Regions from separate parts of the Homo sapiens genome. Here regions 2, 3, 4, 5, 6 and 7 are each linked to region 1. The links are chromatin contacts, found by Hi-C or POLR2A ChIA-PET in ENCODE. All regions are on one chromosome and are shown on one strand. The core of a region is the stretch at or near the end of the contact, and the rest is flanking DNA. Distances in the headings are between cores, read along the strand shown. Region 1 holds the start of ARHGAP1 (Rho GTPase activating protein 1). Region 2 holds the start of MTCH2 (mitochondrial carrier 2). Region 3 holds the start of CRY2 (cryptochrome circadian regulator 2). Region 4 holds the start of CELF1 (CUGBP Elav-like family member 1). Region 5 holds the start of PEX16 (peroxisomal biogenesis factor 16). Region 6 holds the start of SLC39A13 (solute carrier family 39 member 13). Region 7 holds the start of SPI1 (Spi-1 proto-oncogene).

Region 1 (4,277 bases), core at 457-2,956:
AGGGAAATTCTAACATCAAGTAGTAGAAATGAAGTATCCTGCCTGTTTAAGACACCAGCCACCCACAAGCCTGCTCTACTCTGTGCAAAATACACCCAACTCTGAGATTAATTTTTCCATTCTCAGCAGGTAAACCTTTACAAAAATCTTAAGGATCACCTTAGGCAATCACTTTTAGGAAGTTGTAGACTTTTCTGAAATTGGTAACATGTGTGGACTTTTTCCCTAAGAAAACTTAGGAGATGTATGCAATTTTAAGAGGTTCATACACCTTCTGAGAATCACTGTTTAAGAACTTCTGGTCTATTCAGAATGACACCTGATATATAGTAGATGCTATCATTTGTTGAATGAATGAACCAATTAATTCATCTCCTAAGTAAAGAAGGGAACCCACACTTGTTGAGGGCCTATATAGGACCATGAACTGGGGACACAAACTCAACCTCACGATAGCACTGATGAGGCATGTTCTACTAAGCTCATTTTACAGTGAGGAAAGAGAGGACCAGCCGGGCACGGTGGTTCACGGCTGTAATCCCAGCACTTTGGGAGGCCGAGGCGGGCGGATCACAAGGTCAGGATTTGGAGACCAACCTGGCCAAGATGGTGAAACCCCATCTCTACTAAAAATACAAAAATTAGCCGGGTGTGGTGGCGCGCGCCTGTACTCCCAGCTACCTGGGAGGCTGAGGCAGAAGAATCGCTTGAACCCGGGAGGCGGAGGTTGCAGTGAGCCGAGATCACGCCACTGCACTCCAGCCTGGGCGACAGAGTGAGACTCCGTCTAAAAAAAAAAAAAGAAAAGAAATCATATTCTCAACGTTGGAATCGGCCTCCCAGTTGCAAATCCCACCACAATACAACAGCAATTACAACTCTCAACTACAATTATGTTTGCATAGAGCTTCACGGTTTACAAAGCCCAGGTTACGTTTTGCAATTATCCTGTTTCACAGATTAAGAAGTTGAACTGAGGCCGGGCGCAGTGGCTCACGTCTATAATCCCAGCACTTTGGGAGGCGGGGGCGGGAGGATCACGAGGTCAGGAGTTCGAGACCAGCCTGGCCAACATGGTGAAACCCTGTCTCTACTAAAAATACAAAAATTAGCCGGGCGTGGTGGCGGACGCCTGTAATCCCAGCTACTCAGGAGGCTGAGGCAGGAGAATCGCTTGAATCCGGGAGGCGGAGGTTGCAGTGAACCGAGACTCCAGCCTGGGCAATAAGAGTGAAACTCCGTCTTAAAAAAATAAATAAGTTGAACTGAAAGCGTGGCCTAATAAGTGGCAAGGAGGAACACTTCCCCCAAATTTCTTCTTCTTAGTGCTTTGCCAGATCAGATCTGGGAGATTTCCCCCTCCCGCCGGCTTGCTGGATGACAGCGATCCGGCCTGGACTCTGCCCTGGGGAAGGCAGGAAGAAGGTAGTGAAAATGATTAAGTCCTCTTATTGCAGGCGCCAAAATGGGGCAGAAACCCTGCAGGAAGGCCAGGCCTCTGAGCCCAGTTCCACCCCCGTTCCCCTCCTCGGATCTGCTCCGGTCCTCCCCATCCGGACCCCATCCCTTCGGACGACCTGGCCAGCTCCTTTCCTTTCCCCATCCCCACCCGGGGAGACCCCGCGCCCAGCAGCTCACCGCGCTCGGGCACTGCTCCCTCTGCCACGCCTGTCAAGGCTCGGCAAACATCCGGCTCCGCGGTGGAACGGGAACCGCCCCCTCCCGCTCTCTTCTATCCCCAACCATTTCCGCCACACCTCCAACCCACTTCCGGCCCCAAACATGGCCTTTCCAGGAGCCCCGCCCACTTCCTGCACATGCCCGCCTAAGTTCCTGCCTCGGGGAGGTAACAGCATAACTGTCCGACTCGTCGCTCCCAAAGAGATGGCTGGAACAATTAGTTCCGCTTTCCCAGCTAGTCGAATCACTGGTGCACCTCCGGAATCCGAGGTTCGCATTGCTCTCGGACAGAGTTCTGCCTCCCCAGTACTCCCAAACTCCCAGTCCTGTGCACCAATGAGGTCCAGCTCTGAGGCTTCTTTCCTGAGAAAAAAATTTGGAAGTCCGTGACTGTTTCCTGGAGGAGCTGAGAAGAGGAAGCTCACTTCCGGCGTAGGGAGGCTTTCTGACCCGGAATGGAGGAGGCGGAGGAGCTGCTCTTGGAGGGGAAGAAGGCGCTGCAACTCGGTGAGTGACCTGCGATGTCCGCGACCCTCAACCTTGGCCCAGGTGGATCTGACGCTCTGTGGTCAGCTTTCTCCTCAGTCTTCTCTCCTCCGGATCCCAGGATCCTCCAGTGCCCTCAGAGTCGCTGGGGGCTTCTGAAGAGCCCTTGAGCCTCCTCAAAACTTTCAGGGCCCTCCTTAGAGCCCTCACCTGTCCCTCGGGCTCCGCAGGCCCACCTGGACCTGCGGTTTCCTCCCACACTTTTCCCCACCTCCCACCTTCTTGGGTGGCTCCCTCACTGTCTTCCCTTCTCTCTGCAGCCCGCGAGCCGCGCCTGGGCCTGGACTTAGGATGGAACCCTTCCGGAGAAGGCTGTACGCAGGGCCTCAAAGACGTCCCACCCGAGCCGACCCGAGACATCCTCGCTTTAAAGAGCCTTCCCCGGGGCTTGGCCCTTGGCCCCTCACTCGCCAAGGAACAGCGCTTGGGGGTCTGGTGTGTCGGGGACCCCCTGCAGCCCGGCCTGCTGTGGGGGCCGCTGGAAGAGGAGTCTGCCTCCAAGGAGAAGGGCGAGGGAGTAAAGCCACGGCAGGAGGAGGTATTGAAGGATAGAGCGACTTCCCTCCGCCCTTGAAAATGTAGGGGAGGTTTGGACATTGCTAGACAGCTTTTCAATTTGAAGAAAGAGAGTATTTCAAGAGATAGGAGATAGTCTTGTCCCTTCTCTTCAGGACTGTCTCCTCTCAGCAGCAGTAGTTAAAGAATCGAGGTTTGAAAAGTTGTTGAAAGCTGGAATCATACAGTGTCAGCAGTGAGTGAGGAAGGTCAAGAGCTAAGGTTTTTGGAATTAAGAAAGCATGGGATCAAATTCCAGCTTTGTCACCTAGCTGGTTAAATTACGTGCCGCATTTAATTCATCTGTGAAACAAAGCAGTGGCTCTCTTGGGATTATATGGAGGAGCTGATGAAATAGTGAAGATAAAAGGTTTCACTGCACAATAAGTACCATTTTATTTTATTTATTTTTCTTTTTTCTTAGACAGTCTTGCTTTGTCGCCCAGGCTGGAGTGCAGTGGCACGATCTCGCCTTATTGCAACCTCCACTTCCCAGGTTCAAGTGATTCTCATGCCTCAGCCTCCCGAGTAGCTGGGATTACAGATGTGCACCACCACACCCAGCTAATTTTTGTATTTTTAGTAGAGACAGGGTTTCACCATGTTGGTGAGGCTGGTCTCAAACTCCTGGCCTCAAGTAATCCGCCTGCCTGGGCCTCCCAAAGTGCTGAGATTACAGGTGTGAGCCCCCGCGCCTGGCCCAATAAATACCATTTTAAAAAGCTGGTGTTCCTTATTACTTTTTCTGTTTAGTACTCACTGGAAGACAGTAATGTGTTCAATTTAGTAATTCTCCATACCCTTGGGAGGGAGGTGAGGAGACAGACTTTTTGGTCCTTACTGAATGAAGAATCAGACAGCACTGTCCTGTTAGAGGAGAACCAGAGGCTTCTAACCTTCCAGGAGTTTCATCTTAAATTTGTCCCAGGAAAGTTTCATCTAGTTTCTTTTTTTATTCCTACCCGACCCCTCGAACACATTTGAGAAGGACTTTTGTTGGTTTATTTCAGAACCTGTCATTAGGCCCATGGGGAGACGTGTGTGCCTGTGAGCAGAGTTCTGGCTGGACTAGGTAAGTCAGAGGAGAGTGTGTCGTTCCTTTGAGGTTTTCTGTTGTGGTTTGGGATGGAACCCGGTGCTGACTGTCATTTCCTATTCAGTGCTCTTTTGCAGTGAATGTTCCAAAGGCACGGCGTCCTTTAGGACCCAGACTGCTTGGGGACTGGGGCTTTCGGGGAAGACCACTTGAATAGTGAGCATCTCCTAGCTGGCTGTTACTTTGCTTTGCAGCTTGGTACAACGGGGCAGGCTGGAGAGTGAGGGAAATGTGGCCCCAGTGCGGATCAGCGAGAGGCTTCATCTGCAAGTGTACCAGCTGGTGCTGCCAGGCTCTGAACTGCTGCTGTGGCCCCAGCCTTCCTCTGAGGGCCCAAGTCTCACCCAGCCTGGGCTGGACAAAGAGGCAGCTGTAGCAGTGGTGACAGAAGTGGAGTCTG
Region 2 (4,277 bases), core at 555-3,054, 940 kb after region 1:
ACCAAAACTCCTGGGCTACTTGGCAACACATAGATGTTGTGAAATCAGAATTAAGAATATTCAAAGTTTTTGGGGCAAGAGCTCTGAACATCATTAGAAAACCCCGTCTCCCAGAGAAGTATTGAGTAGTGGGTTCTTTTTTGTTTTGTTTTGTTTTTTTGAGGCTGAGTTTTGCTCTGTTGCCCAGGCTGGAGTACAATGGCGCGATCTCGGCTCACTGCAACCTTCACCTCCCGGGTTCAAGCGATTCTCCTGCCTCAGCCTCCCGACTAGCTGGGATTACGTGCACGCACCACCACACCTGGCTATATTTTGTATTTTTAGTAGAGACGGGGTTTCACCATGTTGGTCAGACTGGTCTCAAACATCGACCTCGTGATCCGCTCACCTCGGCCTCCCAAAGTGCTGGGAAGGCGTGAGCGAACGCGCCCGGCCCCAAGGGTTCTTACTATATACTGCAACATGCTGTCACCTCCGATGCTATCTAGCCCCAAATGTGCCAATTCTGTTTTGGATGTTACAGTACATTCTAATCAGTCTTTGTTCTAAGTACAAAGAATTTATTTGCAATAGCCTTTAACATATGGAATCTGAATTCACACAGGTCTACTCAGCAAGAAATAATTTGGATTCCCAACAACTCAAGAATAAGAAATGGGGCCCTCTCTAGTGTCTTGCCTATTTTTTACAGAAAAGTAGACGGCGAGACAGGGGTTCTAAAAACTGTTCCATTCCTAGGCACAGTGCATGAGGTAATTATGTCAACTCTCAGTAAAAGCATAAAAAAAAGAATGACCTGCCCATTACAGGGATATAGCAAAGGAACTGGAAACACTAAGTCTATCACTTACTTGGCCTACCTGCATGTGAATATAAAATACCATGTAATAATTATTTGACAGTAGATTAGAAACTAACTCCCATGTTTAAACTCGCTAAAACTCAGCTTCACTAATTTCCAGCTCTGACAAATGTGATTTTCATTGTCAGGAGCCACATGGGCCGCTGCTGGAAAGCGCTCAATGCATCCTTCCGAAATCTGACAGAGCAACCCCTTCATTAACACTTCTGAATGAGCTCCTTGTGTTTCTCTCAGTATCTGGTGCGAAAACCTCGGAACAGAAAAGCAGTAGTAACAGTAGCATAAAAAGAAAAAAAAAAGGAATAAAAAATAAAATGTTGGTTCCCACCTAACTTCACATTTGTCTTCAACTGAGTATTTCGTGTTTTGCGTCTGAGATTTTGGGGGGAGTAGTGGTGAATGTGAATTTCGGAGGGGCGAGAGGGAGGGTTCGGAAGCCTTTGGTGGCGACCGGCCAGGATCCACCTCAGTGACGAAGAACCAAAGTTCAGAGGATCCGCCGGGCAGGGCAGGGCCGGGTGGCGGTTGGCTAAGGGAGGAGAGGGCCTCAACGCTGGGCGGCGAGGCGAGGGCTCGGCGAGGCCCCCAAGCGGGGCCGCGGGACTGAGGAAGCTGTCCCTGCGGGGAGGTAAAGGGCAGCGGAGGAGCAGCAGCATCTCGGGAGAATGAAAGGCCCGCAAGGCTGAGCCGATCCTCAGGCGCCCTGAGCAGCAGCGACCGAACGGGGCGCCGGGCGGGGTAGGGAGCGGCGACGCCTCATACCTGGATGAGCACTTTCACGTACATGAGCGGCTGGGACAGGATGGTGAGACCGGAGCCCAGGAGCACCTGACTGGCCGCGTCCGCCATGATGGCACCCGCGGGCGGACGGACAGACAGACGGAGCCACCAAGCGACCCGGTGAGCCGGTCCTAGGTCACGTGCCAGGGCCGCCGGTTTCACTGGCCCGCCCGCGGCGCGCGCGCACGCACGCAGCAGCACGCGCCTCTCCGCCCAGTCCCCGCCCCCCCGTCCCGCCCCGAGAAACGGCAGGCGCTCGCGAGGGGGCGCTGAGGTCGGGGCGGGGCTTAAGGGACAGAGGCGCATGCGTTCTGCCGGGGGCTCGCCCTTCACCAGGAATGACGGTTTCTCTTGCACATGCGCTTCCAGGCCGCAAGTGTCCGGAAACAGAAGAATGGGAGTGTCAGTGGGGGAGTGTGACCGTGACGGCAGAGGCAAGGTCAGAGGACTGAAAAGAAATTGAAAAGGATTCTTCATTATGCTTCATCTCTGCACTTGCCTTTTGGGCATCATCAACATAGGATTCAAAAGATACTCAGCATCAGAGCCGTAACAGTCTCGTGACTGACAAACTCTAAATAAGTATAGCAAATAATGAATCCGCTAGCGAGTGGCTTTTCATTCATTTATTCGTTTGATTAATGTTATCTTTTCAAAAAAACCTTCTCTGACCATTCTAAAATTACCTCCCCCTTTTCTTTTTCTTTCTTTTTTTTTTTTTTTTTGAGACGGAGTCTCGCTCTGTCACCCAGGCTGGAGTGCAGTGGCCCGATCTCAGCTCACTGCAACCTTCGCCTCCCAGGTTCAAGCAATGCTCCTGCCTCAGCCTCCCTAGTAGCTGGGATTACACGCACACGCCACCACGCCCGGCTAATTTTTGTCTATTTAGTAGAGACGGGGTTTCACGATGTTGGCCGGGCTGGTCTCAAACTCCTGACCTCGTGATTCACCCGCCTTGGCCTCCCAAAGTGCTGGGATTACAGGAGTGAGGAGCCATCGCGCCTGGCCACCTCCCTCTTATTTTCTCCCACATTGTGCCCCGTCGTAGCATTATCACTGAAATTATGTCTCCTCCACTGGAATGAAAGCTCCATGAGTTCAGGAACCGTGACAGCCTCTGTTCACGGTTGTGTTTTCAGTGCCCAGCACATACGAGGTGCTCAATAAATATTTATTGCACAAGTGAACAAATACTTCAGTGCCTACCAGTCTACAGGCTATCAGAGGCAAAAGTGAAAAAGGCATTGTCCCTGCTCCTTCAGCCCCAGCTCACGTGTTCTATCAAACAACATTTGGTGAATCTGAGCTTGGAGCAGAGTGAAGTACTGTAGGGGAAAGACTTGGATTTGGATCCTGGCTTTTCCACTGCATCCATTTGTCATTTTAGCTACTTTAATTTCCAGTTTTTGTATCTAAATCTAACACTACTGTGTATCTCTCAGGGTTATTATGAGCATTAAGTGAAATTATGCATAGGAAAGGGTTTTTTTTAAAAAACTTTATATTGAAATACAGATATTGGCTGGGCACGGTGGCTCACACCTGTAATCCCAACACTTTAGAAGGCTGAGGTGGGTGGATCACCTGAGGTCGGGAGTTCAAGACCAGCCTGACCGACATGGTGAAACCCCATCTGTACTAAAAGTACAAAAATTAGTTGGGTGTGATGGCGGGTGCCTGTAATCCCAGCTACTCGGGAGGCTGAGGCAGGAGAATCGCTTGAACTCGGGAGTTGGAGGTTGCAGTGAGCCAAGATTGCGCCATTGCACTCCAGCCTGGGTGACAGGGCGAGACTCAGTCTCAAAAGAATAAATAAATAAAAAATAAAGTTGTAAGAAACAAGTTGCTTCTAACTGAATCTAGAAACATAAAGCTGAGCCAGAGAGACTATTTAGCAGGGGATTCTTTTCTTTTTTTTTTTGAGACAGGGTCTCTCTTTGTCACCCAGGCTGGAGTGCAGTGGTGCAATCTCGGCTCACTGCAACCTCCACCTCCTGGGCTCAAGCGATCCTCCTACCTTAGTCTCCCAATTAGCTGGGACCACAGGTGTGCACCACCATGCCCAGCTATTTTTTTTGTATTTTTAGTAGAGATGGGGTCTCGCCATGTTGCCCCAGGCTGGTCTCAAACTCTTGAACTCAAGTGATCCACCTGCCTCCCAAAGTGCTGGGATTACAGGTGTGAGTCACCACACCTGGTTGGATTATTTATTCTTGGATTTGTGCATTGATGGTGCCAAATAATATTGCCTTGTCCCACTGATGCTAGTGAGCATGGGGAGGCACAGAGCCTCTTGCCAGGGGTGGGTGGTTGGGGGATTCAGTCTGCTCCACAATATTTTCCAATGGTGTGAGGCAGAAGCTGCTGATGAGGTTTTGGGAAGAATCTGCAGAGAATAGGTAACCGAAGTCAGCAGTATAGATAAGGGAAGAGGTGCTATGTACAGCTGCCTAGGCTGTGCACTGCATAACTCAGAGTGGGGCCAGTCACAAAGACTATGATCTGAATGGCATTCCCTGATACAGTTCAGTATGATGACCCTAAGATGGGTTATATTTGCTGACCCATATTGCAGTGGTGAGAGGAATAACGGAAGTCAAAAGGGGCAGAATTAACTGGGAAGGAAACAGAACTA
Region 3 (4,277 bases), core at 1,304-3,803, 850 kb before region 1:
ATCTCAAATTAAAAAAAAAAAAACAAACAAAAAAAAAAAAAAAAACACAACCCAGGGAGCACTGAACCTCTGCTTTGATTAAAGTTTTAAAACTTAAATGTTTGTGGACAAAGTCTAGAAGGCAACATGAAGATAAGAAATAATTGATTTGTTAGGTTTTGGGAACTGAGGTTGATTACTTGTTTTTTCATTATTGGCAAAATTTCAAGGACTTTAAAAAAATAAGTAAAATATTTTATGTAGTCAGCAACTTATGGAGCCCACATTACATGTAAGACCCAGGGCTGAGCATTACAAGGAAGACAAAACCAGACACAGGTCCTGCTGTTCAGAATAACAGTAGCTGACACAGTACAAATGCTTACTATATCCTAAGTGCTATTATCACCCTATTGCAAAGATTAAGAAAGTGAGGAACAGAGAGGTTAACTAGCTTATCCAAGGTCACAGAGAATAAAAGCAGAACTAGAATTTGAACTCAGCAACTCCAATGTGCAAAGCCTCAGGTTTAACCATTACATCACACTGCCTCTCATGATAGCTTAATAAGAGAGCGAGGGGAGGGGAGGGAAGTGACTTTTGATCATTCAACAAATGTTTTTTGAGCACCTACTATATGTTAGGTACCAGAGTACCAGCTGAGAAGACACTGAAAAGTAAGACAAGCACAGTCCCTGCCTCACAGGGTTCACGGAATACAGATATAGCATTATGGGAATTTAGAGGAGAAAAAGGGAAGAGGACCCATCTCTGAGGTTAAGGGAGAACCACCTCCTTACACTCTGTTTCATTCCTAGCAAAGCACCAACCTTGTGGAGAGAAGAGGGCATAGGAGAGGGGGAACACAAAACCTTAAAATAAAAGTAATGAAAGATTGCATCGATTTATTCAGCAAGAATTTGGAAAGGAAATTCAAAAATAAGGAAAGGGTCAGGTAAGCGGACTAGGATAAACCTTTAAGAGCCTGCCAATATGAGACTCTAGTTCAATTTTTACTCAAATAATCCTTGAGCGTTAGGTGCCAAGCCCTGAGCTAGACTTCAGACATACAACTGTATGTAAATAAGCCACAGCCCCTGCTCTCCAGGAGTTTATACTCTAATGGGGCAGAAAGACTTTTAAGCAAGAAATTTCAGTATTGTGTGCCAAGACAAGTGACCAAAAAGAAGCACAGAATAAGATGGGGCACTATTCAGGTTGGGATCAGACAGCAAGAAGGTGACATCTATACTGAACAATGATACAGAGCAAACTGGAGTTAGAAACAAAGATGGAAGAGGGAGTGTGATCTAGACTGCTGGAACAGCTCGTGAAAAGCCCTGGAAATGACAGAGAATGCCTAGGATTGCAGTGACACTGGTTTAGAGAGTGGTGCCAATTAATGCCACTAAATTGCAGACTAAATTACTAAATGCTTTCATCACTCTGTCCCAGGTCCAGGAAGGGTTCCAAGCATGGGCTCAACCTAGGGTCAAGTTGAAACAGACTGTTTTCCACCTGATAACCCCAAAGCTGCAGCTTGACTAAGCCGTCTTAGCCCAAGAGGGTTCCACCTGGCGTCCCAGAAGAATGGGGACAGTGTCCTCCACATCTCTGAACCCTACCCGGAATCCAGTACAGTGCTTTGCACACACTGGATCTACTAAACAGACTAAAAGAAAATAAATTCATCTGATGGCATAATTACTATCTCAATTCAAGTCCCCCACATTCCCAGTCCTTACTCCCAAATCCTCTACTGCTGCATATTAGGGCACTCCTTCCCCGTCCTTAGACTCTGCCACTTGGAATTACCAAGGATCTTCGCACAAAGAGAAGTATAGCTTCGTGGATAAAAGCAGAAATTTCGAAATCAGAATAATCTGGGTGAAATCCTCTTAGCAGCTTTATGATATTGAATAAGTCACTCAACCTGCGGCACCCTCCGTTTTCTTCATCTGTGAAACGAAAACAACAGCAGCTTTTTCACTGGGGTTCGCTAAATGAATGTAACTGGGCTGAGTTGAGAATAGTAAATGAGACCGTCTACGTAAGGAGATGATCATGTCTCTTGCCATATAAAGTGCACTTAATAAATGGCAGCTGTAGTAGAATGATGTAGATGGTGATGGTGACGATGTTGGTGATAATAGGAAGGTCAGCTGTCAGTCTTGCAAGTCACTGGCTGTAGTCACAGCAACCCCTACCAGCCCAGGCAGCTTCTTCTAGAAGCAGGCCCTGAACAGGACGTGGGTAAGAGATCCGCTGTCCCTTGAGACTTGGCCTACTCCCGGCACTCCGCGGACAGCCCCAGCCTGCGGACAGCCCCAGCCTGCGTCACTTGTCCGCATGCCAGCTCCACCCGGGCGGACCCACACATGGTAGGAACGTGAGGGGGCGGGCCTGTTCCGGCGCCTCTGGGCCAATCGCCAGGTGGAAGGCACTCAGCCAATGGCAGAGGGGCTCTGGGGCCCTGTGGGCGGGGACTAAGGGTGGAGTTGCGGCGTCATAGGTCACTGGGCGGGCTATGGGCGGGGTCCACGTCGCCTACCGGGGCGGAGCGGGGGTGGCTGGAGCAGTCTGGACAGTCATGGCGGCGACTGTGGCGACGGCGGCAGCTGTGGCCCCGGCGCCAGCGCCCGGCACGGACAGCGCCTCTTCGGTGCACTGGTTCCGCAAAGGGCTGCGACTCCACGACAACCCGGCGTTGCTGGCGGCCGTGCGCGGGGCGCGCTGCGTGCGCTGCGTTTACATTCTCGACCCGTGGTTCGCGGCCTCCTCCTCAGTCGGGATCAACCGATGGAGGTGAGGGGACCCGGGGCTGGGTGGCGGGGACGCAGCCAGGACCCTGACCCTGGGGTGACCGGCGAACAGCACGATCCCCCCAACCCCGCCACGGCTGGAAGGCCAGAGGGGAGAAGCCGAGACCGGGGAAGTAATTCGTCATGGTCCTAACGCGCCGGTGGGCCAGGGTTCAGCCTCTGACAAAGCGCGTTCGCACTGTTACCCCTTTGAGCCTCACAACTGCCTGTGGAACGGAGATCATGATCCCCGTTGTACAGATGAGACCCTTGAGCCCTGGAGACCCAAAGTCGACCTGCCCAAGGACTTGTAGCCAGTGAGTGGCAGAACAGGGGCTCCTGGTCTAGGGCTCTTACGGTCTACTCAGGGAGGGGCGGAAGGGAGATAACGTAGTGTGAGGGCGGGACGGGTTTTTGCTCGCATTCTTCAAGAGCCCGTTGCTGGGCTCGGGGAGATCACTCCGAAGCCTCTGGCTCGTTTGAATCCGCCCTACCACCCATCCTGGCTACCCTGCACCCAGACCGTCCTGCCTCTAGGGGTGTCAAGTGACCCTGGCTTAGCATTAAATAAGGTCTTCTCCCCTATATTATAAATAAAGAAGCCAAAGGCGTCTTCAGGTGGAGTCGCTTTATGTTCAAAGCTCCAGAGAATCCAGGGGATTCTCCAAAATGTTTTAAGCCCTGCTCTGGAGCTTTGACCTCGATAGAAAAATTTAAAAGAATCCAAAGTGTCACCCCGTCATCCTCTTGTCATGATTTTAGAGGACAGTAGAGCCATTAGAGATGAGACTTTTATGAACTGTTGTGGTAAGGTTAGGGAGCAGGAAAGCCATGATATCAAGGGCCCCTCTGATGACCCCCCAGGAGATGGAGTCGACATGATCATGGAAAAAGATGAACAGGTCGTTAGTGTATTTTCACTGTAAACAGTATTCAAACTAAAGAGTTTTGAGACATAATGTACCCATCGCTCTTCAGAACACCTAGTGGCAGTCGCTCGGTTTGTTTGCATTGTTCTGGGGAATGTTTGCTTGTGGCCTTGTTGCATCGATGGACAGGGTTATTTCCAGGATACCGTGGCTCTCGGCACACCATTCTTTTCTCTCCAAGGTGTGTGCCCTGCTAAGAGAGTGAGTGCTGCTAGCAGTGGGCCTGTTCAGTGTCCCCTCCTGCCCAGAAGGAACAACTAAGGAGTCCTGTGGAGAGCCTGCCCACAGTTTTCAGGCTGCCTTATTGCTCTGTCTCTGCTCCAGTTTTCTACAGATAGGAGGTTGGGTTTGACAAGCATCATCAAATGACCATCCCTAGTGTGCACATTAAGCCAAGCCTCAGACTTTGCCCTGCACCAGTCGGAGCCAGGCAAATGGAATCCGACTACCTTCTTGTTACATTGTCACAGAGTTTCTTCTTTTATTGGGTTTTGGGGGACATTGCATAGTACTGCCTACTCTTTTTTGATAGGGAAGATTAAAAATCAACAATAAAATTCCTGTTGAT
Region 4 (4,277 bases), core at 673-3,172, 850 kb after region 1:
TTTTCTTTAAAGGGGTCAGAATGAATGGTTGAATAGAAGTTGAGGCCTGTGATCTGGGCCAAAGGCCATTCTTAATGGAAACAGGTGGTGGACTGTCATGAGGAAAGAACCACTAGGGGAACCATAACCTTCCTGGTTAAAGCAACAACTGAAAGCTCCAGCTTTGCTTTACCAACAGTGCTGCTTCAATCTTGGCTAACTCATGATCAGAAACCACATACTAGGTAAGTAAAGCCTGAAGAATATAAAAATTAACATGAGAAGAAAATCACTGTAGCAACAGTTTGTGCATGCTATTGTAATTCCATGATTTTCTAAGTGGACTCTTTAATGCTAAAACAGAAAGGGTGATTCTATATTGAGACGCCTTCATTCTCACCAAGGATTAATAGAGAGGCTGAAACTTCCAAAGCGCTTGGAGAGAAGCTACACTTGTGGGCAAGGGGAAAGCATCCAATTAAAGCCTTCCCAATTCATGGGTAATCAAAGACAGTGAAAAGAACTTTAAAAGGTGAAGTTCCGGGCGGGGGCGGTGGCTCACGCCTGTAATCCCCAGCACTCTGGGAGGTCGAGGCGGGTGGATCACCCGAGGTCAGGAGTTCGAGACCATCCAGCCTGATCAACATGGTGAAACCCCGTCTATACTAAAAATACGAAAATTAGCCAGGCCTGGTGGCACATGCCTGTAATCCCAGCTACTTGGGAGGCTGAGGCAGGAGAATTGCTTGAACCTGGGGAGGTTGCAGTGAGCCGAGATAGCGCCACTGCACTCCAGCCTAAGCAACAAGAGCGAAACTCCGTCTTAAAAAAAAAAAAAAAAAAGATGAAGTTCTTGTAAAAGATTCATTATTTGTAACCTCTTACACTGCACACATTATAAAGCATTTCATGCTCTTTAAAACTGTTATACAGCCTTTTTACTCGAAGGTAATAAACCTACAGCTCTCTCCTGGCGAGAAAGAGATTCCATTTTGCGGAAACAGATTCCAGTCAAAATCTTACCACATTCCCCTCAACTATGGGTATGAGCCTAAACCAATGAGAAGCTCCTTGGTGCATGTGTAATGGTCTCCAAGAATTACAACAACATCCTACCCGGAGGACCACAACCACGACACCACTGGCTTTAAAATCAAAGCCTGGTCCCTAGCGAAGAAAGCGCTTTAATGTGCTCCTCCCGCTCCCGGGTGCGAGATTCCTGCCCAGCTACTAGGCCACGACTGGGTGAGCACCTGATGTGGGGGGAGGGCGAGCCAAGGCCGTAGCGGATCTGGGGCGAGGAACGAGGGGCTCTCGAGGCTCGGGAAAAGCGCTGCCTTCTAGGGGCGCGGACCCTTCGGCACCCACAGGAGTGGACACTAAGAACACGTGAGACGACAGGGGCAGAGATGGGGTGTCCCGGGCAGGTAGCCTGGGTCCAGCACGGCAGCCAGAAAGACGAGGAAAACGGAGCTGGCCCTGGGCAGGGCACGAGGCCTCTGAGCCTAGAGAGTGAAGGTAAAGGGCGCGGGGAGAGGAAGCAAAGCCACGAGGAGGGCGGGTCTCCCTGGGCGCGGGGGCACGCGCTGGGCAAACGCGACAGGACCCGGGGAGCCGGGGACCCCGACATGCAGGAGGAGATCGCAGCCCTACCCCAGGACGCAGGGAACGAGAAAAGGCCGCGCCCGGAGGGCCCTGTGACCCGCGGCCTCCCTAACCGGACCCGCCCCGCGGCGCCTCCCTCTTGCCTTTTTTCCCCTCCCTCCCTCCCGCGGCCCGTTATCCTGCGGCCGCAGCACTCACCAGCGGCTGCACCTGAGCCTGCCGCTGCCTCAGTTGCTGCCTGCGCCTCCGCAGCCGCCGCCGCCGCCTCGCTGCTGAGGCCGAATCCCGGGGGAGCCTCCGCGTCCCGCCGCCGCTGCCGCTGCCGCCAGAGCAGAACACCCCAAAATGGCGGCACTTCCGGCACCTACCACCGGCGGGGAGGGCAGAGGAGGAGGGGGAGCGCGGCGAGGGGGAACGTATCACCGCGGCGCCGCCCGCAGCGCCGATGCGAGCGGAGCGCGGCGTAGGGGCGGGCCGAGCGCCGGGCGCTGCAGCGCCCCCTCGGGCTGGGAAGTGGAGGAGCAGCCGCACCTAAGCCCCTGGGGCCGCGGGCGGAGCCCTCAACCTAGGGAGCTGCAGGGGCGCATCTCTTTGTCTCCGATCCCTACTGGAGGGAAGAGCCAGGCCTGGGAATCTGAAGTTCTCGACTCCGCCCATCGCACCCACAGGAGCTCTAGATGACCCTGGTGGGCAAGGAGGCACCCCTACTGGGCACTGAATAGGAGCATAATAAGATATTTGTTGAATAAATGGATGAGTGAGTGACTGGTGCTTGGCCAGCGTTGGGCACATGGCACGCCCCTTTTTGCCCCAGCAGACAAGCAACAGCATCCAGGCCTTCCTTCTTTGCTGGGATGTGAATATGTGTGTTCCAAGTGCAGGGAGTGCTTTTTAGCAAGATAATCAGTGTGAACGCACAACCTGGCAACGATCGCTGCGACATAAGGAAGTTCACAAAGATTCTATTAAGAGACCGATTGCCCAGCCATAACCTGCTTTTACCGAAAAAAAAATATATATATATATTTTTTTTTCTTAACTCAGGTTAGGTCTCTAAAGACTTCCTCCTGAGTTACTCTGGAATCCCTGGGTCTAGATGGAACGCAAGCAGTACAATTTGTTGTTGTTGTTGTTGTTGTTTAAGCCAACATTTATTCCTAGGTTCCAGACCTTGTGAGGCAGTTAAATGCAGATTAAGAAAGAAAACTTTGTTCTGGAAGCTTTTGGCCCCATCAACATGCAAATAACTCATGGGATGGTTTCTCTCTAACATCATCTGGCTTCCCAGAGAATATAATTTTTATACCCACAAATACTGATTATATCCTACCTTACCACAAACAACAAGTGGGCTTCCAAGCAGAAGCCTCAAGGGTTTTCCTCTTTCGCCTTTGGGGGGGAAAAAAACTAACCAGAGTTTTTCTGGTACCATATAGTCCTTAAATTGTACATGATCATATTCCCTAATTGTACTGGGTAGTTTTATATACATTCATAATGCTGATATATGATCTTGTTCTTGTTAATAGTTTTATGTGTAGTTGACTGAAAACATCCTATATTTATAGACCATTATAGCTTACAGAATGTTGTCACAAATATTACCATATATTTGCTGCTATAGGTTGTAGAAATGTTTCAAGCAGAGAGTCTGTCTCCTTTTGTGCTCCATAGAATCATGTGGATATCCACATGGCTCACTTCCTCACCTCCTTCAGACTTTGACTTAAGTGTCACCTTCTCAGTCCAGTCTTCCCTAAGCACTCTATTTTACACTGCTTGCATGCATGGCATGTGCACACACACACACACCCATGCTTTCAATCCCACTTTCATTTTTATCCAAAACATTTATCATTATCTAACACAGTTTTTTTTTTTTTTTGAGACGGAGTCTAGCTCTTGTCACCCAGGCTGGAGTGCAGTGGCGCGATCTCGGCTCACTGCAACCTCCACCTCCCAGGTTCAAGCAATTCTCCTGCCTCAGCCTCCCGAGTAGCTGGGATTACAGGCGCGTGCCACGATGCCTGACTAATTTTTGTATTTTTAGTGGAGACGGGGTTTCAACCCCTGTTGGTCAGGCTGGTCTCAAACTCCTGACTGCAAGTGTTCTGCCCGCCTCTGCCTCTCAAAGTGCTGGGATTACAGGCGTGAGCCACTGCACCCGGCCTCACAGTATATTTTGTATTTATATATTTTACTTGTTTTATTGACAGTAGCCCAGAAGGTAAACCAAAGGTAAACTTCATGAGGATAGAGGTTTTGTCTGTTTTATTTCACTGCTCTATCCTCAGGGCCTTGATAATGCCTAATCCATAGTACATGCTCAATAAATATTGTTGACTTACTGAATAGGTATATCTAGGTGCCAGATATGGAAAACAAAATGTTGCGCCTTTAGAAGCTTCTTGGAACCTGCCCATGAGCTAAATAAGGAAAGGCACCATGCCCGTCTTATTATATCTCCAGTGCTTTTCACAATATCTGACTCAATAGATATTTCTTGAAGAGCAAACAGAAACTCTTCCATGCCCATCTTGTTATTCTCCTAATATCTCCATTGCTTTTCACTGTATCTAACTCGATAAACTTCTTGAAGAGCAACCAGAAGCTTTTTCCTATTCTATCTGTGCCTTGACTTAGGGCTCCCATTTGCAAGGGAGGAACTTGTAAGGTATTAATATCACTCTTGC
Region 5 (4,277 bases), core at 660-3,159, 780 kb before region 1:
AGTTCAAACACCAACTCCACCATTAACAGGCTGGGGGACCTGAAACAGCTGACTCTACCTCTCTTCACCTGAGACAGTCTCTTCATCTAAGATGGGAATACTCACACTTTACAGGTCACCTAATGAGATGGTTTGAGGCTCAGATGGACATAGGCCTGTCTCATACTCCATGAGACATGTGCTGCACGCATGGGCTAGCTGCTACTATTTCATTCCTGAGTCCCCATGCTTCCCACCCTGTTCTTGGCAGAATTCTCACCACAGGCAACTTTTTCCGAAGCTCCTTCCGTAGGATCCCGTCATTGAGCAGCACAAGCAGGTTAGAGGCAGAGTACACTGAGGGGTAGAGAGTGGCCTTGAGAGGCTGGCTCTGCAGCCTCCATCCCTCTCACCTTCTCCCCAGAGCTGCAGGGATCACCTGTCACATGCTCTGCTCAGACACCCACAGACTATGTGGAAACCAACCTTCTTCTCCACCCACTTCCTCAGCACTCCCCTCTCCCCAACATGATCTCACAAGGGTGGCTGGACCAAGAAAGGATGGGTCAATCTCAGTGACAAGCCAGTTACTGCCCTGCTGGATGGCACTGGTCATCCAGCTGCCCACAACTGCCCATCGCTCTCTGAACTGCCACAGATACACGGTCCCACCTCCTGGCCCTTTCTCTCTTGGCAGCCTGTTCCTGAGGGTCTATTCCACCTCCACTTTTCTTTTTTCTGAGTCGGAGTTTCACTCTTGTTGCCCAGGCTGGAGTGCAATGGCACAATCTCGGCTCACTGCAACCTCTGCCTCCCAGGTTCAAGCAATTCTCCTGCCTCAGCCTCTCAAGTAGCTGGGACTACAGGCACCTGCTACCATGCCCAGCTAATTTTTGTATTTTTAGTAGAGATGGGGTTTCACCATGTTGGCCAGGCTGGTCTCGAACTCCTGACCTCACGTGATCCACCTGCCTCTGCCTCCCAAAGTGCTGGGATTACAAGTGTGAGCCACTGCACCTGGCCTCACCTCTGCTTTTCAAAACCCAGTGCATTCTTTCAGGACTGTGACAGCAGTCACTGGGCAAACACTCTTGAGGTAGTTACAATCTGGGAATCCTGGAATCTGGGAGATCTAGACTTGAATCTTGGTTCTGGGACCATCAGTGACTGTTCTCTAACCTCACTGAGCTTCTTCCTTAAATGGACAGTGATGACAATAAGTACCACTTAATATGACTGTAGGGAGGATTAACAAGTAAAGGTAAGAAAGGCACTTAGTCCAGCGCCTGGCCAGTAGTGAATACTCAGATAAGGTCCCCAGACGTGTCTCTTGACTTAGGGACATGGAGGGCCCAGGACAATGAACAACAGACCTTGTGCCGATTCAGTCATAGCACAAGGTGTCTAACGGGCAGCCCAGGTCCTCGGGCTGGGGTGCTCACCCTCTCTGGGGAACTCACCAGGGGCCAGGCAGCCGATCCCCCATCCCCCACCCCCAGAGCCCGGCTCACCCAGCTCTGACAGCTCGTGCGAATCGGCGAATCGACCTGGGGAGAGGGTACAGAAGGAGGTGTGAGTGAGCATCTGCCTCACATTTCGTCTTCGGGTCCCGGAAATCCCCTCCCTACGCCCTTTGGGAACCTGGACGGGTCTTCTCAAGCACAGCGATCACTACCCTGACTCCGCAGGGAAGGGGGCCACTGGGGTCATAGGTCAGGGCCCAGAAGGAACTGATCAAAGGTCAGGGTGGCACCTGCCAGCAGGTAACTGAAGCCCCGCACTGCTGTCTCCAGCTGGGCCGTGGCGGCCGGGTGACGAGTCACGTACTCCTGGTAGCGGAGGCCCAGGAGCCGCAGCTTCTCCATCCTGCCCTCGGCACCGACAGACCCACAGAAGGACCGTACGACAGGCTGCGGCGCCCTGCTTCCTGCGCCCTCCTTCCTGCTTCCGGTCTTAGGCCCGCCTCTTGGTTGCTTAACTTCCGCGGGCCAGAAGGCTGAGGACTTGAAGAACCGGTGAACCACCCTTCACCCCATCTCTTGAACCGCTTCCCACTCGGGTAGCCCTTAGCAACTGAGGGCCCAAACCCGGCCCCCTACTCCCTCAAGTCATTGGTTAGCACGCTCTCCGCCCCTGACCCGCCCAGCGCCGTCAGCACCCAGCTCTTCCGTTTACCGGGTTGGCTGCCCTTGCGCCTGCGCAGTTAAAGCTCCGGTAAAGCCGGGCGGCAGTCAGAGCAGTTCATTCTAGAGAAGGGAGCTGGAGCCCCGAGTCTTTCCAATGGAACGCCGAGAGACTCGAACGGCAGGGCCGGATTTTAAAGGGCTGAGAGATAGCGGGTGCTTGAAAAAAGGAGCCTCGATCAGATTTGGGGAGGTGCGGGGCGTCTAAATACAGTTGCACTGTGTCTCAGCAGGCGCGCGTTCGGCCAGTATCCCCATCTCCGTTTCCTCAACAAAGGTAGTGCTGGGGAAACTGAGGCAGTAAGGAGTCCAGCCCTCTAGTGCCGTCTCGATCCCCTAGACAGCACAGTTAGTGCTCCGGCTTCGGCCTCAGCTCCCGTATGGACTGTGCCCCCCAAAGGGCTCGCGCCTGCATTCCCACATACGCGAAGAAAGCCCTGGCCCGGGCTTCTCTCGGCTCGGTGGCCCTTGGGCGGGAGTATCCCTTCTCTGGGTCTCGGATTTCCCGATCTGTAAAATGGTTTGAGGGCAGACTTGATCCTTGAACTCAGAATCGATCTCAGCTTTCTGGCCCTCGGACGCACCTCGCAGTCCTCAGCTGCGCCCCCAAGGGAAGGGGAGACCCCTGGGGAGTATCTTCCCAAACCAAGCAGCCTCCCTGGAACGGGTGGCACCGGGAGATCTGCGGCGAGTGGTGGAGGGAACGGGCGCTCTGGGGAGGTAGCGCTGATTGGCTGCGGGGAAAGGGGCGTGACATGGGTGGAGCCGTGGGCCAGTGGCCTGAGGGAGCGGGCCAGCGGATTTATGGTACCCTGAGAATAGTAATACATTATTTTACCTAATCCTCTCCACCAGATATCTCCAGATGAAGAAAGCATCCTTTTAAGAACGCCCAGCCAAAATTTGAGTGTTGGTCTTTTCTGACCTCAGAGACTAGGCGGTTTTTTTTAATTCATTTTTTTTAACTTTAATTTTATTTTTAGAGACCAGGTCTAAGCATCACACCTCACCAGGAAACCACAACCTTCCTTCCACTCCCTCACTCCACCCTACTCCACAGCTTAGTTTTCTTCTCTATCAGGTGGGGGATTAAAGCTGCCCTCTTCTCACATCAAAGAACGAAGACCCAGGGAAAGGTGACCAGGGGCCTGAGGAGAGGCAAAGGTCTTGGAGAACAGAGGAGGTGGTCATGGGCATCGTCGACATCATTTCTGGCCACGCTCTGGGTTCCAGGCTTGCTTGCCCTCCTCCCAGCAGCCCCAAGTTGCTATGAACTGTTCACAGATGGGAAATTAGGGCCCAATAAGGAGGGGAAAGGATTTGTCCCACATGGCACAGCAAGGCACTGGCCAAAGAGGCCACAGCGCAGGTCTCCAGTGGCAGTGCCCTCTCTCCTACTGCCCACAGCCCACAAAAGCTGTGACATGTTGAGGCTCCTTGGTCATAAGGCCAGTTAGCAACTGGGATTAGGACCTAGGCTCAGGGCCCTCAAGGTGAGGCTCCTTCTCCCTTCCTCTGCCCCACCTTGTTTTTTGTTTGTTTGTTTGTTTGTTTTTGAGACGGAGTCTCACTGTCGCCCAGGCTGGAGTGCAATGGTGCAATCTCAGCTCACTGCAAACTTTGCCTCCCAGGTTCAAGCAATTCTCCTGCCTCAGCCTCCCGATTAGCTGGGCCTACAGGCGCCCGCCACCACGCCTGACTAATTTTTGTATTTTTAGTAGAGACGAGGTTTCGCCATGTTGGCCAGGCTGGTCTCGAACTTCTGACCTCAGGTGATCCGCTTACCTCAGCCTCCTAAAGTGCTGGGATTATAGGTGTGAGCCACTGAGCCCTGCAGGGCCCTGCTGTGCACCAACACCTTAGTGAACTTGTTCCTCAAACCTCCAGTTTGGCCACTCCTCCAGCCCTCCCTCTGCAGCTGTGGAGAGGGTACAGAGAGAGAATTTGAGGTTCTTCAGCACTCCTTGGGCTGGAGGTCCTGATTCTGAGAGCAAGGTGTGGAGGGGAGAGGGGCAGACTCCCCAGGACAGAATAGGAAGGGGCTTGGGCTGGAACCAGTTTCTTCTCCCTCCCTGCAGAACTGGGAAGGGGAGCATGGGTCTAGCCAGCTTGGCA
Region 6 (4,277 bases), core at 1,658-4,157, 710 kb after region 1:
GCTGAGGCGGGTGGATCATTTGAGGTAAGGAGTTCAAGACCAGCCTGGCCAACATGGTGAAACCCTGTCTCTACTACAAAAATTGGCCGGGAAGTAGTGGCCCATGCCTATAATTCCAGCTACTTGGGAGGCTGAGGCTGGAGAATTACTTGAGCCTGGGAGGCGGAGGTTGCAGTGAACCGAGATCATGCCACTATACTCCAGTCTGGGTGACAGAGTGAGACCCTGTCTCAAAAAAAAAAAAAAAAAAAAGAGAAAGAGAAAGAGATTTTATATAGTGAGATTTTCATATATCTGAGATGAGATTTGATATATGTATACAATTTTACACATTGCATACATGTGATCATATACACCTTTTATTTATTTATTTTGAGATGGAGTTTCGCTCTTGTTGCCCAGGCTGGAGTGCAATGGCGCGATCTCGGCTCACTGCAACCTCTACCTCCCAGGTTCAAGCGATTCTCCTGCCTCAGCCTCCCGAGTAGCTGGGATTACAGGCATGCGCCACCACACCTGGCTGATCTTGTATTTTTAGTAGAGGGGGTTTCTCCATGTTGGTCAGGCTGGTCTTGAACTCCCGACCGCAGGTGATCTGCCCACCTTGGCCTCCCAAAGTGCTGGGATTACAGGCATAAGCCACCATGCCCAGCCATATATGGCCATACACATCTTTTAATGTGTTGTTTTCCTTTAACATTTTTTCCTTCCCTATTCACATTAGTTCCTCCCACCATAGAATCCATAATATCACTTTAATGTGTTATCTATGTTTTTTATGTATTCATTATACATAGACTTATATATACTGATACCTTTAATCACATACACATATACAAGGTTTCTTTTTGTCATTATTTTAAAATAGTCTCTTAAAAAATAAAAATAGTGGATCATATTAAATAAATATTTCTGCATCTCACTTTTCTCACACACCTGGAAACCCCTGCAATTTTATTAATTTGTAATTTTTTTTATTTTTTTATTTTTGAGACAGGGTCTCGCTCTGTTACCCAGACTGGAGTGCAGTGGCACGATCAGGGCTCACTGCAGCCTTGACCTCCCGGGTTCAAGCAATCCTTCCACCTCAGCCTCCTGAGTAGCTGGGGCTACAGGTGCGCACCATTACACCTGACTAATTTTAAATTTTTTTGTAGAGACCAGTTCTCAGTTTGTTACCCAGGCTGGTCTGGAACTCCTGGGCTCAAAAGATCTTCCTTCCTAGGCCTCCCAAAGTGCTGGGATTACAGATGTGAGCCACCGGGCCTTAGGTATCCGATGGGAATTCCAGGCCAGGTGGGAGGAAAGGGTAGTGCATTGGCACCAAGTAACGTTTCTGGCTGGGTCTTGCCCATCCCCTTGTTGGGTGGCCAGGAGCGCTCAGCCTCCAGAGGCAGGAATGCTGACTGTGTTATTGTGAAATCATTTGCATATTGTGAAGTGCTTTGCATAAGATGGAGCGCTTTTGCATACAGGGAGGGGGGCATTTTAGAAGTCCTAGGGCAGGATCCCTGAGTAGCTTTTCTTTGCCAAGAAACTAACCCAGGGATTCCATTTTGGAACTCAGGGAGGGAACAGAACGTCCTGGCAGTTGTATGGGCCCGGTGGGGTGAGATGGACAGAAAGCTTCAGAAGACAAGCTGGGCCACCAGGGAGAAGTTGGCGGTCTAAGGAAGGCCAACAGTGCAACATGAAGTGGGACAGGCACCAGAGGCAGCCCTGAGAGCTGAGTGTGCTCTCAAGAGCCCCAGCAGAGGGGAAAGTGACAGAGTAAATGGTTGGAGCTGCCATGGGAGGCTGATGAGGGTCAGAGACTTAAGAGACCTGTACTCAGTCGCTATCTCTGCCCAAGTGAGTACCCACATGCCCCTTCCTGAATCTTCTCCTGTACTGGCTGATTTCCAGAGAAGAATACAAACTCGAAACGCCAAGCCAGACTCCCACTGCTGTTCAGGACCTAGACGTGAGAAGTGGTATCACATACTCTGGCTTCAGGACACCCAGGTTTGAATCCTGGCTCTGCCATCTGTGCCACTGTGTGACCCTGGGCTAACAGTACCCACCACAATGGGATAATATGAGGATTCAGTGAGATAGTGCGAGTAAAGTGAATAGCACATAGTAGGTGGTCAGTAAATTGCGGTTATAAGAACTGCTATCCAGTGTTTGCTGCCTTAGTCTAACCAAAGAGGTCAGGTCTAGCTTCCTCCAGGTGAGGGAAGCACAGAGCCCTCGCCTCCCAGGTTTGGAGTTCCCATCAGCAGGGTCCAGCCACCATGCATTGGACCCCAAAGGGTTACAAGCCCTGGAGACAGTGGCCTGAGGTTCCCAGTGAAAAACCAAAGCATAAAAATAATTCGATGAGTAAGAATAAAATTCCCTCTTCTGAGGTTCCCGGGGCCAGGCCCCTCCCTGCGGCAGGCACTTCCCCTTTCCCTTGCTCATGGAGGAGCCAGGCCGGGCTGACTCAGAGCAGGAGCGCACAGTAGTCCTCCCAGCCCGACCTGGGCGGCGTGGTCTGGCGGCCGGGCGCGCCCCCGTGCGGCCACGGGCAGACTGCGGCCCTGGACGGGAAGCGGCGGCCAGATCCGCAAGCCCCGCAGCCTGGTCGATCGCGGTCCCCGCAGAGCCGCCGCTTCCGTCCCTGCCCAGCCTGGCTGAGCGCGGTGCGTGTGGCTCTCTCACTTCCGACCGACCCTCCCCTCCGGCCCGCAGCCCTGCCCAAACGGAAGTGCGCCCTCTACCCGGGTCCCCCACCGCCGCGAGGCGGAAGCGCCCTCCCGCCGCCACTCCCCCCGACCCCGCGGCACGCGGCGCCTCGGGTTCCGGACAGGCCCCTTGTGACGTGGCCGCGCGCCGGGGGCGGCCCCGGGCCGGGGGCCGGGCGGCCGGGCGGCCGGGCGGGGCAGAGCCTGGGCGGGGCGCGGCACCGCAGCTGGATGGCTGGGGCCGCCCGGATCGCCGCCGCCGCCGCCGCACGGTGAGTGCCAGCAGGACCCTCGGGGCCCGCGCCCCGGGCGTGATGGACCCGGCCGATCCCTCGCCCCGTCCGACTGGTCCTCATCAGACCTGGGCCGGCTCCCAGGACCCGGGAGTCAGGCTCGCCCGCTTCGGCCTCCTCTCCCCCATCGCTCCGCGCCCCACGCCCCATCCCTCCCTCGCTGTCCTCTCCGCGTCCCACCCGCCTCTCTCTAGCTCTCTCACTCTCTACTTTCCTCTCCCCTTGGACTCTCCGTGTATTCCCTCCCGCTAGCCTGTGGTCCCCTCACCTCTGCGTGACCGCCTCGTCCTGGCCCAGTCTTGCCTGTGGTCCCCAGTGGAGCCCCGCTGGCTTCATCAGTGCCCCTGATTAGTTAAGGCCTGGAGGTCCTAGACATGGGCATCTCTGCCACCACCCAGAGGCAGCTGCTTTCTTCCCCTCCCATCTCCATCAGAAGGTGAGGAAACTGAGGCAGGGACATCACCAGCTCAAGGTCACAGCCAGCCTGAGGCAGAGCAGACCACATTTAAACCTCATGCCCGAGTTTCCAGATGGAACTTCTCGCTTGGTTGACTCACGTCCACATCCTGTGATCGGCCGGCTGGGCACATTCCTGCTGCAGGGAGCCCCAGGCCTTCCCTGGCACAGGCAGGGCCTCTGCGCCTCCTCATGCCGGGTACATCCACCTGCACTTTCAGGCTTATCTCGTCCTCACAGCTGAGGCAGGTGATATTGATCCCTGTCCTGCAGATGAGGGCACTGAGGCTCAGAGGGGGGGCTTCAGAGATTTGCCCAGAGTTAGACAGCTCAAAGTGCAGCATAGAATTCACCGTGGGGGCTCTAAAGCCTGCGCTATACAAGAGAGAGGCATCCCCTGGCTAAAGGCTCCTTCCTCATCAGCCCCATCTCCTGTTGCCCTCAGTGCCCTGGGGACATTGGTCTCATGTCCTAGGAAGAAGCGTGGATGGTCTTGCCCTGGCTCATCTGCTCAGTTTCCCCACGTATGTCTCTCTGAATCCACCCCATCCCCTTAGAAGGGGTGCCTCAGTCTCTGGGGTGTCGCGGGCGGCAGGGCCTCCCCTGGCAGCCAGAGACACCCAGCTGGGCCGGGCCGTGCCGCCGGTGGCTGAGGAGAGCCAGCCAGCGCCTCACCCTGTCATTAGGGAAAGTTTAGCCTCAGGCGGAGGTGCTGACACAGTCTGGAGCTGCTCAGAAGGAAAAAATACGCAGTGCTCAGGAGTAGGGTGTGGAGACACAGGGCCCCATTGCTGTGCACCCAGCATTTGGATGCTCAGAC
Region 7 (4,277 bases), core at 1,266-3,765, 680 kb after region 1:
CATCCCACACACCTCTCCTGGTCACACTGATGCACATGTCCACACGATCCCTGTGTCACCCTCACACTCATAATCCCACACGAGGACTCACTCTCACAGCCCCTACCCACCCCCATGCAGGCGCCTGCACACTATCCCTCACACACACATCTTCATACCCACTCAGAGGTCACCCACCTCACAGAGACATTGTACACTCAGCTCATGCACACACGCAGAGTCTCCTTGATTGACACTCACATGACACCACGTTCCAGCCATCAACACACACACTCACACCCCCAGAGCCACTCACATTCCACCTGCACACTCAACCGCACAGCACACACTTGCCTGCCCAGCCCCACTCTCACAGCCTATGCCTCTCACACAGCCTGGGCAAGAGTGGCACCACAATGACCCTCCACACTGACGGTTGGTGCAGGGGTCACCCAGGCAGACTTAGGGGCCGAGCGCATGGAGGGCCTTGATCCCCTCACTCTCCCTCCTGAGTCCTCCCTATCCTCCTCCTTCCCTCCTCACTGCATCCCCCTCCCCGTCTCCTTTGCTTCCTCCTCCCCCTCCTCACTCCCCTCTGTCCTCCTTTTCTTCCCCCTCTTCCCTGTCCTCCTTCTTTCCTCCCACCTTCCTCCCTCCTCCCTGTCCTCCTCCCCCTACTGGCACAGACACAGGGCCGTGCACACCCAGGAGCCTTCCCAACAGTCATCAGGCCTCCCCGCCCCCGCAGCGTGTGGCCCAGGATTGCATAACAGTCACTGTGGCCCTTAGGGCTGGGCTTGGGGGACCGGGGCTGCCTTGGGAGCCCACCCTACCAGGAGACACTCAGAGTGACCCTGGAGCTTGCAGAGAGGGCTGGGGGTGCCTAGGGATGGCCCAAGGAGCTCTGCCACCCATCTAGCTCCACCTGGAGTTCAGAATTGAGAGGTCAGGGATCAGAGACAGTGGGCCTGTGGCTTTCTTGAGGCAGAATTGGCTCTTTCTGAGACAACCTCCGTCACCCTCTGCCTGGGCCGCCCACTTCGTGTTCCCAGGTGGGAAGGGGTGTCGGTGTGGATGCCACAGCAGGCTGGCTGGTCCTGCCTGGTCCTGCCTGTGGCTGGCCAAGTGAGGAGGCCAGGAGCCCAGCACTGAGCCTGCCCCTCTGGGTTTCCAGGTAGTACAGCCTCGCTGCAGGATGTCAGCCCGGCTCTGGTCGGGTTGGTGTGATGTCAGGCCTGGGGTGCCTCCCAGCCTCCTGGGGTGGCTCTGAGCCAGGGCATAGTGGGGGAAGGGAGCTGCCTCTAGACCAGGAAAGTGGATTCAGGTGGGCAGCCTGCCAAGCCCTTCCCGGCTCCCCTCAAGCCTCCTCACTCCTGAGAGGTCATGGGGTGGGAAAAGGGAGAAGGGTCCTTTCCGAGGGACCCTGGTCTGACACCTGCCTAAGGCTGCAACTGTCACTGAGAGTGAGGAGCAGTGGCGATCTGCCCTTCTCTTCTCGGGGTCCCCTGGGGCTCCCACTTCTTCACCCCCAAGACCCAGTCCCTGTCCTTGTCCCAGCCTCAGCCCCCATTCTCACTTATCACATGCTCACCCCAGGTCCCACCCAGCCCCAATCTCAGTCCTGGCCTTGTCCCAGCCCTGTCCCCTGCCGCGCCTCTCCCTGAACTCCAGCCCTGGGGCCAGCCCTAACTGCACTGTCTCAGCTCCACTCCTGGCTCCTTTCCAGCACCAGTCCCTGTCTCCTGTGGGTACCCCTGTGGGCCCATGGCCCTGACCCTTTGGTCAACAATCATGTCCTCTGTGCCAGGCCCCAGACTGGGCGTTGGGGACCCAGAGTTCCATCAGCTTTGGTTTCCAGGAGCCCCAAGGCCATGGGCCAAGACTTCTGCCCATTGCCTCCTGCCTTCAACCCCTTCCCATCCAGGGGACCGGCCTCCCCCAAGCCAGTCCCCCCATCTCCCTCCTCTACCTCTCTACCACCGCCTTCACCATCCTCAGCCCAGCACCCTCCCCAGGAGCCCCGGCCTCCGCCTGCCACCCGAGCCCTGTCTATAAATAACTGTTCAGGCCCCACCGATCACAGCCCCACCGTGGGCCTGGCCTCAGCCCGCCAGGGCATGCTCCGAGGAAGCCAATGGCCCCCTCGCTGGGTCTCAGGCCAGGAGTTCCAGGGAGGAAACCCTGACTTCCCACTGATAGCAAGCCAGGAGGGCAGTGGGTGGGCTGGCGGGTTCGTGGGCAGGCAGGCAGGCGTCCGAGGGCCACGGGTTGGGCTGGTGGAGGAGTCCCGGTACTCACAGGGGGGACGAGGGGAAACCCTTCCATTTTGCACGCCTGTAACATCCAGCCGGGCTCCGAGTCGGTCAGATCCCCTGCCTCGGTGGGGGCCAATGCAGAGCCCCTCAGGATGGGGTGCCCCGTCAGGGGCTGGACGGTCGTGGGGCGGGTGCAGGGCTCAGGCCTGCCCCCTGAGCTACAGGAGCCCTGGGTGAGCCCCCTCCCTTGACATTGCAGGGCCAGCACAAGTTCCTGATTTTATCGAAGGGCCTGCCGCTGGGAGATAGTCCCCTTGGGGTGACATCACCGCCCCAACCCGTTTGCATAAATCTCTTGCGCTACATACAGGAAGTCTCTGGCCGGCTGGGGCAGGTGGTGCTCAAAGGGCTGGCCTGGGAAGCCATGGGGTCCAGGCCCCCTGCCCAGAGGAAGCTGGGACTGAGAGGGATGACTTTGGGGGCTAAGCTGGGGAGGGAGGATGGGAGGGAGAACGTGTAGCTCTGCCACACCACTGGGAGGCTTTTGCTCTAACCCAACAAATGCCTGCTTCTTTTGAGATCCCTATGTAGCCAACAGTCACCTCATTGGGGTCAGAGCTGGAAGGGGTGGCCTCTTGGGGCCTCCACTTTCTGGAGTCAGCCTTCCTGGGTGAGGGCTCTGATCTAGCAGGCTATCAGGCCTGGCTCTTCCTGTGGCCCTGCACCCCCACTGCCTAGGCTATCCCTAGGCTGAGGCTGGGCTCAGGTGTAGGGTCTTCAGCATAGTGCTGCTTTCTTCCTTCCCTCTGAATCTGTTCACATGGGCTTCCCTACCACCAGAAGAGGGTCCTGGGTTCTTATACCCTCCCCTCCCAGCTTCTTGATTACCACATTCAAATCCCTAGGGCTCTGTTTCCAGCCCAGGTTTCTCAGTTTCCCCATCCCTTGGCAATGCCTGAATATCAATCTAACCCTCCTGGTTTACAAACCTTTCTTGCCTATCCACCATTCATCTGTTTTCCCATGCATCTATTTGTCTGTCTATTTGTCCATCCAGCTATCCATTCATCAAGCCCACCATGCATTCACTTATGTGTCCATTTATCCAACTGTCCGTTTGTTTGTTCATTCATCTGTCAGTCAATTCATCCACCCACCCATCTGTTTATCTACTTGTCTATCTAACCATCTATATGTCCATTAATCAGCCCGTCCACCTGCTATCAGTCCATCAGTCCACAATTCCATCTGTTTATCCATCTATGAATCTGCTCATCCATTCATCCACCTGTCCATCCATCCACCCATCCACTCATCCACCCATCTACCCATCCACTCATCTGTCCATCAACCCATCCATCATCCACCTACCCCTTCATTCATTCATCCATCCATCCACCAGTCCACTCATCCACCCATCTACCAATCCACCCACCTACCATTCCACCCATCTATTCATCCACCTATCCATCCATTCACCTATCAGCTTCGGTTTCCAGGAGCCCCATGAGAACAGGCAGTATTTGACTTTCTGTTTCTGCGTTGTTTCGCATATGATAATGTCCTCCAATTCCATCCATGTTGCTGCAAAGACATAATTTCATTCTTTTTTATGGCTGAATAGTATTTCATTATATATATATATAAATACAATATAACATGTTATTTATTCACTCACCCGTTGATGGACACTTATGTTGATTCTGTATCTTTGCTATTATGAATAGTGCTGTGATAAACATACAAATGCAGTATCTTTTTGGTATCACTCATCCATCCAGCCATCCATTCATCCATCCATCCATTCATCCACCTATCCACCCATCTACCCATCTACCCATTTACTCATCCACCTGTCCACCAATCCAGCTATCTACCCATTCATCCATCCACTCATCCACCTATCCATCCATCCACTCATTCATCCAGCCATCCACAAATCCACCCATCCACTTATCTATCCATCCATCCATTCATCCATCCACCAATCCACTCATCCACTTATCTATCCATCCATCCATTCATCCATCCATCCATCCACTC

What was found. A loop is a pair of places that touch in the nucleus more often than their neighbours do. ChIA-PET counts read pairs that join two places held with the same protein, here RNA polymerase II (POLR2A). Pooled maps may share reads with other maps.
Region 2: a map of CD8-positive, alpha-beta T cell shows a loop between it and region 1 (17-fold over the local background). The contact joins the promoter of MTCH2 here to the promoter of ARHGAP1 in region 1. A Hi-C loop is called at or near these places in 2 of 168 maps with a recorded cell type or tissue (CD8-positive, alpha-beta T cell and naive thymus-derived CD4-positive, alpha-beta T cell), 5 of 37 single-sample maps with no recorded cell type and 12 of 50 pooled maps.
Region 3: a loop to region 1 is called in a map of CD8-positive, alpha-beta T cell, with 5 times the contacts of the local background. The contact joins the promoter of CRY2 here to the promoter of ARHGAP1 in region 1. A Hi-C loop is called at or near these places in 4 of 168 maps with a recorded cell type or tissue (CD4-positive, alpha-beta memory T cell, CD8-positive, alpha-beta T cell and naive thymus-derived CD4-positive, alpha-beta T cell), 3 of 37 single-sample maps with no recorded cell type and 13 of 50 pooled maps.
Region 4: a loop to region 1 is called in a map of naive thymus-derived CD4-positive, alpha-beta T cell, with 30 times the contacts of the local background. The contact joins the promoter of CELF1 here to the promoter of ARHGAP1 in region 1. A Hi-C loop is called at or near these places in 2 of 168 maps with a recorded cell type or tissue (CD8-positive, alpha-beta T cell and naive thymus-derived CD4-positive, alpha-beta T cell), 2 of 37 single-sample maps with no recorded cell type and 9 of 50 pooled maps. POLR2A ChIA-PET finds 5 or more read pairs at or near these places in 1 of 52 experiments (OCI-LY7).
Region 5: a map of CD4-positive, alpha-beta T cell shows a loop between it and region 1 (8-fold over the local background). The contact joins the promoter of PEX16 here to the promoter of ARHGAP1 in region 1. A Hi-C loop is called at or near these places in 4 of 168 maps with a recorded cell type or tissue (CD4-positive, alpha-beta T cell, CD8-positive, alpha-beta T cell and naive thymus-derived CD4-positive, alpha-beta T cell), 6 of 37 single-sample maps with no recorded cell type and 15 of 50 pooled maps. POLR2A ChIA-PET finds 5 or more read pairs at or near these places in 3 of 52 experiments (BJ, HEK293T and RWPE1).
Region 6: a loop to region 1 is called in a map of CD8-positive, alpha-beta T cell, with 11 times the contacts of the local background. The contact joins the promoter of SLC39A13 here to the promoter of ARHGAP1 in region 1. A Hi-C loop is called at or near these places in 1 of 168 maps with a recorded cell type or tissue (CD8-positive, alpha-beta T cell), 4 of 37 single-sample maps with no recorded cell type and 12 of 50 pooled maps.
Region 7: a loop to region 1 is called in a pooled map, with 11 times the contacts of the local background. The contact joins the promoter of SPI1 here to the promoter of ARHGAP1 in region 1. A Hi-C loop is called at or near these places in 3 of 50 pooled maps. POLR2A ChIA-PET finds 5 or more read pairs at or near these places in 3 of 52 experiments (K562, activated B cell and activated CD4-positive, alpha-beta T cell).

What each region holds. Positions count from the first base shown.
Region 1 is chr11:46,698,913-46,703,189 of GRCh38, forward strand. ARHGAP1 (Rho GTPase activating protein 1) reads right to left here and starts at 1,707. Exons shown (of 13, transcript NM_004308.5): 1 at 1,639-1,707. It overlaps ZNF408 (zinc finger protein 408), which reads left to right and starts at 2,119. Exons shown (of 5, transcript NM_024741.3): 1 at 2,119-2,187; 2 at 2,487-2,764; 3 at 3,792-3,853; 4 at 4,072-4,277. The coding sequence starts at 2,136. RefSeq lists a silencer at 1,463-1,582 and an enhancer at 1,913-2,202.
Region 2 is chr11:47,640,755-47,645,031 of GRCh38, forward strand. It overlaps MTCH2 (mitochondrial carrier 2), which reads right to left and starts at 1,805. Exons shown (of 13, transcript NM_014342.4): 1 at 1,625-1,805. The coding sequence starts at 1,711. RefSeq lists a silencer at 1,726-1,995.
Region 3 is chr11:45,844,922-45,849,198 of GRCh38, forward strand. It overlaps CRY2 (cryptochrome circadian regulator 2), which reads left to right and starts at 2,554. Exons shown (of 12, transcript NM_021117.5): 1 at 2,554-2,784. The coding sequence starts at 2,570. RefSeq lists enhancers at 2,005-2,114, 2,165-2,214, 2,575-2,814, 2,745-3,266 and a silencer at 3,215-3,324.
Region 4 is chr11:47,551,210-47,555,486 of GRCh38, forward strand. It overlaps CELF1 (CUGBP Elav-like family member 1), which reads right to left and starts at 1,923. Exons shown (of 15, transcript NM_001376376.1): 1 at 1,783-1,923. RefSeq lists enhancers at 135-810, 1,486-2,161 and silencers at 1,509-1,598, 1,669-2,198.
Region 5 is chr11:45,915,968-45,920,244 of GRCh38, forward strand. It overlaps PEX16 (peroxisomal biogenesis factor 16), which reads right to left and starts at 1,910. Exons shown (of 11, transcript NM_004813.4): 1 at 1,733-1,910; 2 at 1,491-1,526; 3 at 260-336. The coding sequence starts at 1,844. RefSeq lists enhancers at 966-1,718, 1,665-1,734.
Region 6 is chr11:47,405,683-47,409,959 of GRCh38, forward strand. It overlaps SLC39A13 (solute carrier family 39 member 13), which reads left to right and starts at 2,908. Exons shown (of 10, transcript NM_001128225.3): 1 at 2,908-2,980. It overlaps SLC39A13-AS1 (SLC39A13 antisense RNA 1), which reads right to left and starts at 3,600. Exons shown (of 4, transcript NR_182308.1): 1 at 3,270-3,600. RefSeq lists enhancers at 2,190-3,012, 3,301-4,167, 4,168-4,277 and a silencer at 2,421-3,210.
Region 7 is chr11:47,376,032-47,380,308 of GRCh38, forward strand. SPI1 (Spi-1 proto-oncogene) reads right to left here and starts at 2,516. Exons shown (of 5, transcript NM_003120.3): 1 at 2,278-2,516. The coding sequence starts at 2,322. RefSeq lists enhancers at 1,070-1,269, 1,940-1,989, 2,163-3,114, 2,610-2,679.